Linked DNA regions of Homo sapiens: region 1 is linked to region 2. A link is an interaction called in ENCODE POLR2A ChIA-PET data of the cell type or tissue named here. Cell type or tissue: PC-9. All regions are shown on one strand. Links, peaks and the distances in the headings refer to the core of each region. The heading gives the core; the rest is flanking DNA. Region 1 overlaps MKLN1 (muskelin 1). Region 2 overlaps LINC-PINT (long intergenic non-protein coding RNA, p53 induced transcript).

Region 1 (8,397 bases), core at 2,433-6,432, 400 kb before region 2:
GCTATTTCTCTGATTTCACCTCTTCCCACTCTCTTTCTCTGACTTCACCTCTTCCCACTCTCTTTCTCACATACCTCTGATCTAGCAACAAAAATTCTGGAAAAAAAACCAAGAGTAGTAGAAAGGTGGCAATGTTTTACTTTGTAATAATATCAGTTCAATAATGAATATCACCTGTATGAAGACACTTTATTTGAATACCTGGTTCAGCAGTACTTACCATAAAATGTCAATTAAGATAGGGATTAAGTCCTTTAAGAATATCTGTAATGAGGCCAGGCACGATGGCTCATGTATGTAATCCTGGCACTTTGGGAGGCCAAGGCAGGATGATCACCTGAGGTCAGAAGTTCAAGACCAGCCTGGCCAACATGGCACAACAATGTCCTACTAAAAATACAAAAATTAGCTGGGCGGGCGCCTGTAATCCCAGCTACTCGGGAGGCTGAGGCAGGAGAGTCACTTGAACCCCGGAGGCAGAGGTTGCAGTGAGCCGAGATCATGCCACTGCACTCCAGCCTGGGCAACAGAGCGAGACTCTGTCTCAAAAAAAAAAAAAAAACAAAAATATATATATATATATATACATATATATATGTAATGAATCTTCCCAGAAAACTACACAAAAACAAAAATTTTGCACACCGTTTAAAGACTATCATGGGCTCCCTTAAAATCTATTCATGAAGCTTCATGTAAACAAACATGAAATAGCCAAAGGACTGAGAACAGAACAAAAAATCGACAGCAATAGCTAGCTGAAATAAAAGATTGGGAATGCCAAGGCATGAAAGTTGTTAGACTTCTGAATAGTATTTTCTGATTTCTTTTGTTTTCTCTTGATCAGAGTCCTGGATTACCCAGTCACAACTAGAGACCTGTTTAATTTAACCTGAACCATAATTTCAGTCTTGTGAAAGTTCAGAGCTTTTCCTATTGAGTTCCAGGGCATGTTTCCTCATATTTCTGCTTCCAGACATTGGAATCCACAGAAGTTGCCTCACTACTGTCCTACCTCAGTTTGAACCCCAAACCTAATTGTCTCACCAGTATCTACCAAAAAATAAGTAAATAAAAATCAACTCCCAAATCAATTTTACTAGAGAAAACTTCTAAGAATTTGGTGAGTAAAGACAGAGTCATGTCATGAAATGTGGCATTCTGCCATCCTGCTGGCTCTACTACCACTTATCTCAAGCTTGTCCAACCTGTGGCCCATGGGCTGCATGAGGCCCAGGATGGCTTTCAATGTGGCCCAAGACAAATTTGTAAACTTACTTAAAACATTAAGAGACTTTTTTTGTGATTTTTTTTGTAAGCTCATAAGCTATTGTTAGTGTATTTTATGTGTGGTCCAAGACAATTCTTCTTCCAATGTGGCCCAGGGAAGCCAAAAGATTGAACACCCCTGATTTATCTCTCTTTTTTTTTTTTTTTTTTTTTTTGAGACGAAGTCTTGCTCTTGTCTCCCAGGCTGGAGTGCGATGGCGCAATCTCGCCTCACTGCAACCTCCGCCTCCCAGGTTCAAGTGATTCTCCTGCCTCGGCCCCCCGAGTAGCTGGGATTACAGGCACCTGCCACCATGCCCGGCTAATTTTTGTATTTTTAGTAGAGATGGGGTTTTACCATGTTGGCCAGGCTGGTCTAGAACTCCTGACCTCAGGTGATCCACCCACCTCGGTCTCCCAAAATGCTGGGATTACAGGCGTGAGCCACCGTGCCCGGCCATCTCTATTTCTTGTTCCATTTCTCTGGTGCTAACGAGACAATTTCTCTTAGTGTTACAAAAATAGTTCCTTCTACAATCAGGTCTCAGTATTTTACTTTGTACTCCAAAGCACCTTCACAAATAAATACAGTTCTTTTCCTAAAAAGAATGCTGTTGAGTAAAATTTTCTCCAACTTATAATTAAGTAGAAATTTTAAAAATACATTTTAAATAAAAAAATTTTAAATCACTGGTAATTGTACCACCAGACGTAACTAACGTCAATATTTTGGTATGTGTCCTTCTAGTCTTCCCCTCTATAGTGAATGATAAATTTAAAACGAATCATCACTTCTATCCCTATTTCTGTACTAAGATATCAAAATGTCGACAAAAGGTTTCAGATAGCTCTTCTTGGAAACATATTTTTTGAACGTAAAAAATAAAAACAAAAAAACAGAAGAGGAATTCCACCTCCAAATGTTTTATATGCCATCTCTATTACTGATATCAAGGACCACCTGAATCTGGTGAAATCCTTTCGACCTCAATGTCCACGTATAGTTAGTACTGTTTCCACACTATATGTGGCAATGGTAACATACTGAAAAGCATGAGAACTTGAGCAACAGACAACTGTATATTAAATGACCACCCATGATTTCTTTTAAAGGCTGAAAAATCTAGTTTTGTCATCAACCATGGGCCTAAATAAAGTTTGACCCAGAATTCATAACGAATAAAAGAAAAAAAGAAAGCACTCCAAATAGGTACAAAATGGCTCTAACTAAAATATCTACTAACAGGATAATTCCCCAGATTTTCTTTGGTAGAAATATTTGCTTAAAAGTGTATTTCTAAAGTACTTCTGTAGCTTTCTATAAACTAGTGTCAATATTGAAGTGTGGATATAGGCCGATTTTTCTTTGTACACCTTCACTAACCTATAATAAATCCTTAGAAGCTATCAAAAAGAGATTACTCTTTTAAAGGTCCCATCTGGAGTAAAATTCCATGACTACAATAGTCATTCTCGCTACGCTTTCTTATAATTTCTAAAGTAAATCTAGTAGTTACTCAAATAACATTTTTCCTCTTTGAGTTTTTTTTTTTTTTTTTTTTTTTTGACAGGGTTGCGCTTTGTTGCCCAGGCAGGTGTGCAGTGGTGTGATGATGGCTCACTGTAGCCTCCAATCCTGGGCTCAAGCAATCCTTCTGACTCAGCCTCTCGAGTAGCTGAGACTACAGGCATACACCACCACATCCAGCTGATTTTTTTATTTCTTATAGAGATGGGGGTCTCACTATGCTGCCTAGGCTGGTCTTGAACTTGTGGGATCAAGGGATCCTCCCCCTTTGGCTTCCCAAAGTGTTGCAACTACAGTCACGAGACAGTCACTGTGCCTAGCTGAAATATTTTTTTAAAGGGAGTAGGGGTAAGGACCCTGACCATCAAGACTTTGCTGAAATCCTACCCCTAATGCATAAAACAAAAATATTATAGAAAAATATCTAGGCCTTTGCGCCACTGCACTCCAGCCTGGGCGACAGAGCAAGACTCCATCTCAAAAAAAAAAAAAGAAAGAAAAATACCTAGGCCTTTATAACTTTATTGTAAGTATTTCAAGGCTCTCTGACCTGAAAAGTTAGATTTTAATTCTCAATGACTTGCTCACACTAAGTTCTGTCATGACATTTGCCTATTCTTTGAATAATTTTCTGTTTTCGAATTTCATGGATTATAAAAAGAGGAAAATTTTTTTGTCTTTCTTACACATGTACTTTACCTATCACATATGGTTCATCTCTCATAATAATTAACACAGTAAGCACTATGAAAATTCCTTCTGCCTCCCCAGATAAGGTGAACTTTAAATGTTAAAGTAAACCATATTACTTTTATATTTAAGGAAAGTGCATTTTGCTTTAAAAGGTAAAGGCTCCTTTCAAATAAACATAGATTTAGTATATTATTATAGCAAACTACAACCAAATTTGTTTGAAAGGGTGGGCCGGACATGGTAGCTCACACCTGTAATACAAGCACTTTGCGAGGTTGCAGCAGGCGGACTGCTTGAGCCCAGGAGTTCAAGACCAGCCTGGGCAACATGGCAAAACCTCATCTCTATTTTAAAAAAAGGTTGGGCAGGGGAGGGGTGTTTAATAATATTTTCCTTATAGTACTGATGGAGAAAAAAGAAAAGCATTACAAATTCTACTCTATGTTCAAAAAAAGGGGAAGCTACTGTGTAGACAATCTAAAAACAAATTTTCATGTCTATATTCATAAATAATTATTCTGGATAAAAAACCAGTTTGTATATAAATCTAGCTCTTTAGTAAATAAGCATATGAATATTTATTATACTCTCAGGCAGAAAAAAAGATGCCTAAGACTCTATAGCTAATTCAAGCCTATTTCTGCAGGGCAGAAAGGCATTTGGAAAGAGGGACCAAAATTAAGAAAGTGAATTCCTATACCTTAAAAATGAACCTTTTCCAAAGAGACCCTAATAACAGTCTCAAACCAGTTCAGAGGTTATCATAGAAATTTAGCTTTTAATTTTAAATTAAAAATTATAATTTCTCTTCTTACAAAAATTATGAAAATAAATTCATGTCAAGAAGACTTAGTGTCTACATTGTAACCATTTTTATTCTTAATTATTTTAGAATATGAGTCTCCAAGCAATTATTTTATTCCCGAAGCACTATGAGTTGGCATAACACACAGTATAATTGAGCATTCATTACGCCTGGAAAGAGTGGTATTCTATGCAGTAAAGTTTTCTAAAATCCAATAATAAAATATAGCTATGGTAGATTATTGGTATTATTTGCTTTTTAAGCTGCTAATCTGAGACCTATTATAATGTTGGCATTAACCTCTAAATATTATGGTAATTAAGTTTTCCTAGGTTTTAGAAACTTAAAAAAAAGTTTGCTACCAAGCTTCAGAACAAAATTTAAAAGACAGGAAAAAAAAAAACAAAACCAAACAAAAAACAACAACTAAATTATTTACAGGCTTGTGAACAGTTTTTAGCAATTAATGGACTTACCAACACTTAGCTGCCTAATTTGATATCTGCTTCCTCTAAAAATATATCTTAGTTCTCTTTATTCCAGTAATTCCCATATTACTCTACTATATAAGTGCAACAAAAATCCAGAAATACACCAGTTTTCCATGAAAATACAACACATATAAACTAGACACATACACACACATACAGACACACATAAAAGGCCGCATGTTAAACTTTTTTTAGGTAATCTAATTTCATTTGTGTAAGAGCCCCCCACCCCCCGCCCCTTCCTTACCTGCCACTGCCTGGTTTAGACGATGCCTGTAGCCAATGAAGATTTTGCTTTCCACTGCAACTGCTACTCACCTGTTTGAACATCAATAACCATCTGATGGCCTCCTCTCATTCCTGGACGGTTATCTTCCCCATCACCTTTAGAAGAAATAATAGTTTCTTTTAAAGGAATAACAAAGAACAGCATATCCAGAGTAAATTTATTCATAAGTCTGTAATCAGTAGTAAAAATAACCCACCCTTATTTTTTCAAAATATTAATAAGTAAAAGGACTCATAAAAGTAACAGTATGACTCAAATCTGTGTTTATAATAATCTTGTTCTTTTTTCCAAATGCTTTCAGGACATTAATGAACTTGGAAGTTATTTTTGATTTATTTATGATCAATGCCACAAACCAGCAAAGACACAGAATATTATACAAAAACATAAAACAAAAATCTCTAAGCTACTTGAGTGCCAAAGTGAAGGTCAAAAACAATTACAAAATTAGATCTCCCGTATATATTCTAGGCATAGTTCATTAGTATGATGAGCAGTTTTAAAGTCGAGTTATCAAACTATTTACTGAAAACAAAGATGCTATCAAGTTTTATATTAATGATATTAATTTTGTATAATGTATACAATTATTTTGTAAAATTTTTGTATAATTTTGTACTTTGTGTAATTATTTTATATAACTTTGTATAATGTATAATGTATTAATTTTGTGCCAATATTTCAGCAATCAGTTCCCACCTAATTTACCAACTATTTTATGTAAGAACTGACTGAGGAAATCTAAGATTTACTTCACTTTGATTCTTATTTCCATCACAGAGCTTAATAGGCAGGTTTAAATACAATCAGTAAAACTTTATTTAAACTTCCAAAAGAGAACACTATTATTCAACTTGTATCTAATCTTACTTTACACCAAATCTTACATAAATAAAGTTATGGCCGGGCGCGGTGGCTCAAACCTGTAATCCCAGCACTCTGGGAGGCCAAGGTGGGTGGATCACCTGAGGTCAGGAGTCCACGACCAGCCTAGCCAATATGGTGAAACCCTGTCTCTACTAAAATACAAAAATTAGCCGGGCATGGTGGTGGGTGCCTGTAATCCCAGCTACTCAGGAGGCTGAGGCAGGAGAATCACTTGAACTCAGGAGGCGGAGGTTGCAATGAACCGAGTTTGCACCACTGCACTCCGGCTGGGCAACGAGAGTAAGACTCCATCTCAAAAAAAAAAAAGTTATAAATTAATTTCAGTAGTTCAAAAGGTTGTAAGATTCTAATGTCTTACTTGATATGAACTAGAAAGCCTAAGGCTTTCTTCATAATTCTCCTATTAGTTGAAATATATTACTTTGGCTAATAAGTTTCCCTGTATTGGCTTTCTCCTAATGTAAAATTGAGAATATCCAATTTTATACTAATTTTACAAGGGTGCTATGAAAATGACTGAAATGTCAGTTCTTATATACAGAAAATAAGATACAAAACTGAAGCTTTTCATTACTACTGTATTCAGCGGCTAATCATCCAGAAGTTCCCTCCAAATCCTTTATCCTAATAGTTAAGCCTTTAGATTGTGCAATTTATTATCATTGAAGCTTTGCCCTTTTCTTCTTTCCTTCCCTCATCAGTCAGTACCGTATCGCCATCTTTAAGAATAGATTTAGAAAGCATATTCACCCCTGAGAGGTCTGAGGGAAAAAAGAAAGCACTAAAATGAATTCATTTTCAGTATGTTTGTATTTTATATGTTGAATCCATTAGTTTGCAAATACACAATTACTGTCTGTTTGCTATAATATGTGTGTCTTTGAAGAAAATTACCTCATACATGACTGATAAAATAGGAGAATGATGTTCATGTAACATCAATTATGGAGGTTCTTAAGCAATTTTCCCCTGCATATTAATATGCAATACTATCAGGAGAAAGCTTTCTCACAACTAAAGAGAAGTCCTTAGTAATATATGAAGACCACAATGAAAAAAGCTCAGTATCCATAGAACTGCCTTCCTTTAACACAAACAGTTGCATTAAGAAATTGCTACACTTTCCACTATGTTAATTATCTGGCAAAGCAGTGAGTACAGATGAAGAAGTGACAAAACCTCCCCCCTTATATGAAAATAAGGTATTCATGAAGAAGACTATACTCTGGATCCGATTTCAAGTTTTGATGAAAACAGTCTTTATTAGAAGCAAATGCCCTCTAGGATCTACATTTCAAAGACAGAGGCATGAGCCCAGGGCTTAAGTCTCTAAACACACTATGATGTTCAATATAAATACCTAATTTAAATGTACTGATATTTATTTTTATTACAATTATTACACTAGTTTTTATTAGTAGCTGGTTATAAAGTTCCACAGATTTAGAATGGTCTTCTGCCTTTCTATTTTTCTTATATGCCTTGCTAGGTTTAGCAAATAATTTTGCATAACTTAAGGTTTTCAAGAACATGTGTATGGCATTACAACACAGCCTATAATTTTACACCATGCCTCTAACAAAGCAGTTTATAATGATATTCTGTGTAAAAGCTGCCCAACCTTCTGTTACGGCAGTAAATCAAAAAGGTTTAAAAAGAAAATTTTAATATAACAAATGAATTGTGCCACCTAGTTAAGGAACCTATGCCTTGTTTTAAACATCTGCTTTTTATTTATTTTGCTGTGGTTATTGTTTTGTTTTTTGAGACAGAGTCTCGCTCTGTTGCCCAGGTTGAAGTGCAGTGGTATGAACACGGCTGACTGCAGCCTTGACCTCCCAGGCTCAAGCCACCCTTCTACCTCAGTACCCTAAGCAGCTGGGACCACAGATGCCTGCCAACATGTCTGGCTAATTTTTTTTTTTTTTTTTTTTTTTTTTTTTTTGAGATGGAATCTCCATCTGTCTCCCAGGCCGGAGTACAATAGCATGATCTCAGCTCACTGCAACCTCTGCCTCACAGGTTCAAGTGATTCTCCTACCCCAGCCTCCCGAGTAGCTGGGATTACAGGCACACACCATCACGCCCAGCTAATTTTTGTATTTTTAGTAGAGACAGGGTTTTGCCATGTTGGGCAGGCTGGTCTTCAACTACTAACCTCAGGTGATCTGCCCACCTTGGCCTCCCACAGTGTTGGGATTATAGGTGTGAGCCACCACACTCGGCTGTATAGCTAATTTTTTGTAGAGACAGGTCTCACCATGTTGCCCAGGCTGATCTTGAACCTCTGGGCTCAAGCAATCCTCCTGCCTCGGCCTCCAAAAGTATTGGGATTAGACATGAGCCACTGCAACTGGCCAACATCTTCTTTTTTATTAACTTAGTACTATGATACTTGAACTACCTTGGGAAAACTGAAGACTGAGACATTAAT
Region 2 (8,397 bases), core at 3,756-7,755:
AAGTTCCTTGTGGGGAATATGGTAGGAAATAGCAGAACAAGATGAAAAAATATTCACAGAGAAAAACTCCAGAGCAACAGCTGGATCTGTGGCTGTGTTGGAAACATAAAGTGTTGGAGAGGTTAGGCGAGTTCCCTCATGGTCCCTAGGGTTCAGGACAAATTCTACAAGGCTTGTTAGGGAAAAGGAAATCTTACAAAGCTTGGTTGAGAACAGGGAGGAAGGCGGTCCACCAGGGCAGTTCTGTGTGACTGATGGAATGTTGCCCCTGACATTCATTCATTCATTCATTCATTCATTCATTCATTCATTATTTGAGACAGAATTTCTCTCTTGTCGCCCAGGCTGGAGTGCAATGGCGCGATCTTGGCTCACTGCAACCTCTGCCTCCTGGGTTCAAGTGATTCTCCTGCCTCAGCCTCCTGAGTAGCTGGGATTACAGGCACGCACCACAACACCCAGCTAATTTTTGTATTTTTAGTAGAGACGGGATTTCACCATGTTGTCTGGGCTGGTCTTGAACTCCTGACCTCAGGTGATCCACCTGCCTTGGCTCCCAAAGTGCTGGGATTACAGGCATGAGCCACTACGCCTGGCCTTATTTTTAATAGGTTTTTGAAGGCAAAATCCACATAACATAAAATCAGCCATTTTGAAGTGAATAATTCAATGGCATTTCAGTACCTTCACAATGTTGTACAGCTACCCTTCTGTCTAGTTCCAAAGCCTCTTTATCCCCTCACAAAAGAAACCCTGTTTCCATTAAGCAATCAGTCCCTATTTTTCCCTCTCCTCACCCCCTGGCAACCACCCTAATCTTTTTTTTATGGGGAACAAGAAAGCAGCTTTGACCGTGGGTGAACATAAAGGCTGCTTAGGATCGGGATATATGGATTTGGGATGGCTGTTTGCAGGCATTGCTTGGGAATGCCAGCATCCCTGTACCTGGAGACCTCAGTATCTGTGGGAAACCCCGGTATCCCCACACTCAGAGTGGAGGAAGCCACTGGGCTTGTGGGAAGCTGAGCTTGAATATGACCTCTTCCACTGGAATAAAGTGCCTTTGGCTTCCAAAGGAAAGAGCTGGGAGAGGCTAGTTGGTTGAGGCAACCCAGAGGGAGCTTCTGGGACCATTTTAAGGTAGTTCAGCTCCTTGCAGCACAGCAATGAACAATGAACAAGTATGGTTAAAGGTAACAAGGGAAGTGTCATTTCCAGCTTGCCTAGCATGGATTTGGCACCTCCATTCATTTGTTGGGGTCATCAAGAGATTGTGTAAACATGAGGACTTTGAATCACTAGTACATTGTTTCACACTGGAATTTATAATAGCCTAAGGTCCAGATACTTGGTTGCATATCTGCTTGGTTGGAAATGCCATTGTTCCAGCTATTCAAGAACCAGGCCAGGCACGGTGCCTCACACCTGTAATCCCAGCACTTTGGGAAGTTGAGGCAGGAGGATCACTTGAGGCCAACAGTTTCAGACCAGCTTGGGCAACACGGCAAGACCCTGTCTCTACCAAAACAAAACAAAACAAAACACAACCAGATTTCAGATGCCTAATGTTTCCATAGTACTTATTAAGCTAAGCGAATGGAGTGGAGAAAAATACAGAAAGGAGAAGGAATCTTTGATTTTTCCCTTTCTCCTTCTGTAATGGACTGAATGTTTTTGTCTTCCCCCAAAATCCCTATATTGAAGGCCTGACTCCCAATGCGATGGTATTTGGATGTGGAACTTTTGGGAGGCAATGAGGTTTTCATGAGGTCATGTAGGTAGGGCCCCCATATTGGGATTTGTGTCCTTATAAGAAGAAGGGAGACCCAAGTGCTCCGTCTCTCCCTGCCTTGTAAGGGCACAGCAGGCCAGGAGGAAAGCCCTCACCAGGAACCACATCTGCCGGCCCCTTGATCTTGAACTTCCAGCCTCCAGAACTGTGAGAAATAAATTCCTTTTGTCTGTGTCACCCAGTTGATGGTATTTTGTTAGAACAGCCCACGCTGGCTAAGATACCTCCCCTTTTTATCTGTTTGTTTAATGCATTGTACATGCCAGTTGTACACAATTAAATAAGTAGATCCAAGCAACACAGTGGTATTTAAAGTAAGTAAAAGTTTATTTTCTTCCCTCCAGTCATAATCCCTGGGAGGTAGCCATTTTAAGTTTGGGGTTTGTTTAGTCTTCTCGCACCATCTCATAAGGTAGTCATTAGCCACTTGTGGCTGTTTGAATTTAAACTAATTAAAATGAAATATAGTTAACCATTGAGTTCCTCAGTCACACTAGCCATATTTCAAGTGTGCCATGGCCACATGTGGCTGGTGGCTGCCGTGATGAACAGTGCAGACATAGAACGTTTCCATTCTTACAAAGTGTCCTGTTAGACAGCAGTGTTCTAGAGGAATTGTATTCCTATACAAACATATACACTGACATGGTTGGCATAACATTGTACATACCGTTCTGCAGTTTGTTTTTTTCGCCTAACAGGGAAACTGTTAATTTAGTGTGATCCACATGCAACGTCATGCCAGGAAAAATGTAAAACAGAATGCATAATCAAACATAGAGTTTGGGTAAATTAAAATTATTTTAATTTCAAATTTTAGAGGTAATTGCAACATAACTTGATGCTTGTTCCAACTTTAACTAAACAAATTATTTTTGGAACTGGTCCACTCAGCCTTGCATATGTTAAGAAAGACAATTCTTAGGAGATGTGCTTGGGCGTAATCTGCTAGGCTTACCCTATATATTCATACACAGTTCCTGTTATTCCTCTGTTTTATAAGAAGAGTTGGTATCTTTTTCTGACTTCCCACAATTCAGTGACCGCTAGGCACATGTGGCTATTTACATTTGAATCCGTATTTTAAATTAAACTGAAACATTCCTCAGTTGTACTAGATGTGAAGTACTCCTTAGTCCTTTGTGGTTGGTAGCTCTGGTGTTGGATAGCATGGATGGGGACATCTCCACTGTTGCAGAAGGCTCTGTTACACAGTGCCGCACTTGGTTCAGTTACATCTGTCGTTAAATGCAGTGACTTTCCACAGGAGAGAGATGGGAGAAGCGATAACTCCCAGGGAGGACATCGTGAAATTTCTGTGATTGGATGGAGAGCTTGCATCTTCATTCCCTTCCCACTTGAAGTTCTGATGCTTTTCTCGGAAGACATGTCTTCCAGCTGTCTGTTGAGAATTAGTGTTCCATAGTAAGTTAATTGTGGGAAAGAAAATTGGTGCCAATAGCTTTTCAGGGTTGGACTATTACTGATAATTGGTGAGGTCCATACATAGTTAAACAGCACCTATATATAACGGTAAATGCTGCTGTTCAATTTCGGCTCCAGAGCGTTTAGTAACATTAGTTACAGCAAGTGCTGATGATTACATTGAAGCTTTGTAAAATGATAAAAAATTAGAATATTGGAAATGCATTCTGTATTGTGTGCAAAACAGCATGTATTTATGCCACCTTTTATGGTTAGGAAATACGTAATCTAGAAAGATTCACAAGAAACAGAATACTTTGCTCTGGGAATGGAAACAGTACAAGAAGACTGGTGAAAAAGATTGACTTTCACCGTATACGTGTTGCTTCATATACTTTGTAAATATATGCTTGTTTTAGTAGTAGAAAAAAATCAATCAAATAATGAAGGAGAAATAAAACACATTCTTAAAATGTGCAGGATGCAGAATAGGTCATTTAGGAAACTAGGGTCACGTAGGACAGAAAGAATTGCACGGTTGAGTGAGAGCGTAGGGCTGGCTGCTTGTGGCCAGAGCGTAAACCCGCACGAGGCCGCTGGGCACACCTTCTCCTGACGCCGGCCCAGCATTTCTTAGCTTCTGGCTATTCTGCAACAATTAAAGCTTTAAAACTGTTTTTCTTACATAAATGTAATACGTTTTAGGAAAAAAGTATTTCTAGTACTGATTTTTTTTTTTTTAAATACAACCCTTTTTAACACTTGTAGAACACAACTTAGGAAATGCTGATTGAAACTCTTGGAAATAATTAGAACAGAAAGATGAGATTGAAAAGAAATTATTTTAGGTCTGGGTCACCCTGATTTAGCACCAGTCTGAGGCAGGAGAATGGCGTGAACCAGGGAGGCAGAGCTTGCAGTGAGCCAAGATTGCGCCACTGCACTCCAGCCTGAGGACAGCCTGAGGGCGACAGAGCAAGACTCCATCTCAAAAAAGAAAAGAAAATGAATCTTAGCGTTAATTGAGTTTAAGTCAAATTGTGACGCATTGTGGCTTATTCGGCACAGCCTGCTCACAGATAAGCCACATGTGCATTGAAGGTTCTCTTAAAAGTCCACACTGCTCTTTCTCCTCCCCCATCCTTGGCTGACAGGTACTGTCAGTGAGGAAGAGGTGGGAAGGACAGCAGGGTGGGGACGTAGACAGTGGAGACAGTGGCTTTCTTCCACCACCACGCCTCCGTACTTGTGCGTCCAGGAGACAGCAGCATCAAGATGGAGTGCCTGTAGAGTTAACGGTGAAGTGTTCCTTTTTGAAAACTGAACCCTGTAATTCAGCAAAATTAATTTTTCTGTTAAAGCAAGTTGCTGGGCTCTGTACCTTTTCAGGAAAGAAAACTAATCAGTTTGGGGAAAATGTATGTCCCAAACAGCATGTGCTATTAAGGAAATCTTGTTTGTTGTGGAAATTTAAGGCAGAGCTTCCCAAAGGCAAGGGTAATTTGCAAAATATTTAACTACTAGGACAGCATGGGAATCCAGTCATTCAGGGCGGATGCCAGCTCAAATAACTGGCATGCTGTACCAGTGCCTACAGGCTGAATGTTACTCCTCCTGGAAGCTGAAGCCACTGGAGATAGGAGATGAGCCATTACTGGGTTTTGTGGCAGAGCCTGCTGGTTGGCCCCCAGTGTCCATACTCCTGCTTTATATAGCAACCTGAGACCTACTTCATAGCTGGGGCCGTGGCAGCTATATGGTCATGTGACTAAATTCTGGTCAGTGGGAGGTGAGTTACCACGTGGGCCCTTCCAGGAACCTTCCTTAAGGGACAGTGTGTCTTCCTGCTTTGCCGTTTCTTCTCCGTCCCTTTCCCGTTCTGTCTGGAATGTGGAAGCCACCATCTTGAACCGTGAGGTTGAGGTCACACATGGGTGGACTGCCATGCTAACCTTCCTGGGCACTTCCCTGAGAAGGAAACTTCTCTTGTTTAAGCCACTGATATTTTGGGTCTCCTGCCACCCTGAGCCAAACCTAATTCTAATTAATGTAGGTTCCAATCTGCTAGGCAAGTTCAGCTTGATGTTACTTAAAACTTAACCATCCTGTGAGCTGGGTATTTCTGTTTTCCTTTAATGGCTTACGGGACTGGGATTAAAGAAAAATTAAGTAACTTGCCTCAGTACTTCCCAGCCAGCTAGGACAGCATTTGAATCCCTGTCTGACCTTTCTGAATTCCAGTCTCCAAAAGTTTAATCCTTGCTGTAGTGATTAACATGAAACTGAAGGAGGGCATGTGACACATGGTTTTGCAACATTCACGTTTTGGCAGAGCCCCAATTTTGTGGAATTTTTTTTTTTTTTTTTTATAAAGACGTTGGGTTTTTCAGAGAAATTCATTTGTGGCTTTTTGAAAGTGACAAACATGTTAACTGTATTTCAGTCAATAATACTTATCAGAAAAGCTTTTTTTTTGTTTCAAAGAATCCCACGTGGTTCCTCTAATTTCTAGTATTAATTGTAGTTCGCTAATTAGGAGAGTTCTGTGAAAAGAAAATAGTTGGAAGAGAGACTGTGGTTCATTTTCTTTAGTTATATCTACATTGGAGAACATTTCAAGACAATTAGGAATTTTTTTTTTTTTTTTTTTAGAATTCTCTATGCAATAATTCCAAAATGTTACCAATATTTATTACATGATTATGTAGAAATTAGGATGATAGTGGAATTAAGGCCATAAATTGTTCGGATTGTGACATGGGAGCAGCCACTGCAGCCAGTGTTTCTGCAAAGTTTAGTCAGAGGAGAACAGAGACCTAGGATGGCCCCGTGCTGTGCTGCTGGGGCCTGGGAGGCTGGGTGTTGGGGAAGGAAGCTGGCAGCGGATGCCTGGAAGGCCAGTGGGGCCCAGCAGGTCTGGGGAGGTGGCTAAATGGGGCCCAGTGCAAACTAGTAGCTGGCAGCAGAACCTGCAGTGGAGTCGAGGGTCTTGATCTGCAGCCAAGGCTCCTTCTGGTGGGGCCCTGAGTGGCCCTTCAAGTCCATTCATTTTTGTCCTCAGAGTGGAACACTTAATTGGCCACAAGCACAGCAAACTCCCAGTTGTTCCCGGGAACACAAGATCTGCAGGATTTGCCCTATGAAAAAGGATGCTGTGGCAACTAAGTTTGGGAAAATGCTCTGTTGTAATACCTCTCCTAGCAACTCACATGCCCTCTTAGCACTGTAAAAGTCTAGGATGTTGAGAAATTTGTTTAACTTTATTTAACCCAGTTTCTGAAACTGACTTAAACATGGAAATCAAATCTTTTTTTTTTTAATGTGATGACCCGTGGAACTACTACGTGCATTTTCTGACAAGCAGTTAACAGTGCTCTCGGAAATAGTTGTGTGAGTAGGTTGAGTTCCTGAGAAGACGCTAGATTTGAATCTGAGAGTCTGGGACTTTTCTTGCTGTCCTACTTGCTTTTATTTGCCAATCTATATTGTCTACACTTGAGTGTGCTTGCTCATACGTATTTCACAGAAGCAAAACTTTGATACTTGAGAGGCCCTTTGAGGTCATCTAGTTCTGCCTTCTCATTTGCTGGTTGAAGAAACTAAGGAAGGTTAAGTCACTTGCCAGAGGCCAGTAAGTGAGTATGCTGGAGCCATTCAGTGTGCCATTAGTCAATCTGAAGTGGAAATTACTTGAGTTAGTTCCTTACTTTCAAGACTTTCATACTGATATCTTGAGATTAGGATGGGATAAGAATGAAAGCATTGCTGTTGGATTTCCTGCCAAGGTTTGGGATGGGTAAAATGAGCAAAAGAAAGTGCCCTGGGTATAGATGGTGCTTAATAATAGGACTGCTGCAGAGGAAAGCAAGAATCCAGATCAAGACTGCCCCCCAAAATTAACTTATTTGTGTGTCTAAGAATGACTTAAAATAGGCTCCTATTGCAAAAGAATGTAGGAAGTGCGGTGGTGCAATCACGGCTCACTGTAACCTCGACCTCCCAGGTTCAAGCGATCCTCCCATCTTAGACTCCCAGGTTCATTCATTTTTGTCCTCAGAGTGGAACACTTAATTGGCCACAAGCACAGCAAATTCCCACAGGTGTGCACCACCACGACCGCCTAATTTTTTTTATTGGTAGCGACAGGGTCTCTCTGTGTTGTTCAGGCTGATCTCCAAGTCCTGGACTCAAGCTGTCCTTCTGCCTCGGCCTCCCAAAGTGTTGGGATTACAAGCATGAGCCACTGCGCCCAGCTGCTTCTGAGTGGCTCCTAAGCAATGAACTGATGAACAACTAAACAGATGACATTGTAGCTATTGCCACATTTCATAGCATGGCGACTACCTTGAGCCTGTCAGTGCTCATTAGCTGCAGGAGGTAACGCTTGTTTGTTTTTCATAGAGTTAAAGGTATGAAAGCATGTTTTTTGGAACTTTCTGCAAGGCCCATGTTATTGACGTCCTTAAGATCCAAATTATTTTGCATTAACTTAGGTTTTTTTCTCTTTCTTGGTGAAGTTAGTAGACCCTTGCTTATTGATTGGTATATGAAATTGGATCATTTTATTGTTGTGAGAGGTTCAGTTTTATTAAATATCAGAGTATCACCTTTCATACATTTTTTGGAGCTAATTTTGAGTGTTTTTCTTGTATTTTATGAAATACTATCTATAGTCATCTAACGAAACAATGCTGTTTTTCTGTTACAAAGCTTTCTGTTCACGTGTCTACATTTGAAGTTACTGCATTCAGAATGAAAGCCATACATCTGACCTCACAATGTAAGGATATTCAGTTTTCTTCCTGATAGCCTAGAAGAAGGAAAAGAATCACAAGGTTGTAGCATTGCCCTGTTTCTGTTAGACAAGAGAAGTCCTCTAATGGCAAACCCTTGATGGTGTGCAGTTTCCAAAGTCTGGTCCCCGTTGGAGCCTCTCACCTCCCATAGAGTTAAAGAGAGATTTGCCTCAGCAACTGGACCATAGCCATCAATGTCTATTGAAACTCCAAGAATAAGTTTAAATTAAACCAAACATGCAGAAGATGAGAAAATAAGTCTTATTTCTAAAAATAGGAGGCTTCCCCCCCCCCACCCCCCAATGGCTGTAGACCTGAGGGCTTTTAGTAAGTAATAATGAACTTTTACAGTAACTGTAATTTGAGTCAGATAGTTTTTCTCTG

What was found. ChIA-PET counts read pairs that join two places held together with the same protein. Peaks named below come from ENCODE experiments on the same cell type or tissue, not always from the same donor. Only the 100,000 strongest peaks of a DNase experiment are listed, where the experiment ranks them.
Region 1: POLR2A ChIA-PET joins it to region 2 with 10 read pairs; 2 of 35 experiments call an interaction of 5 or more read pairs at or near these places.

Annotation. Positions count from the first base shown.
Region 1 is chr7:131,411,418-131,419,814 of GRCh38, reverse strand. It overlaps MKLN1 (muskelin 1), which reads right to left. Exons shown (of 18, transcript NM_013255.5): 8 at 5,105-5,170. Among named protein-coding and RNA genes, the nearest start is that of MKLN1, 88 kb to the right of the region's middle. In PC-9, for the core only: no CTCF peak of the experiment used is centred there; no DNase peak of the experiment used is centred there.
Region 2 is chr7:131,009,309-131,017,705 of GRCh38, reverse strand. All of the region lies in intron 3 of LINC-PINT (long intergenic non-protein coding RNA, p53 induced transcript), which reads left to right. Among named protein-coding and RNA genes, the nearest start is that of LINC-PINT, 96 kb to the left of the region's middle. RefSeq lists enhancers at 8,104-8,233, 8,264-8,313. In PC-9, for the core only: no CTCF peak of the experiment used is centred there; a DNase peak (open chromatin) is centred at 5,465; H3K27ac peaks cover 2,582 bases.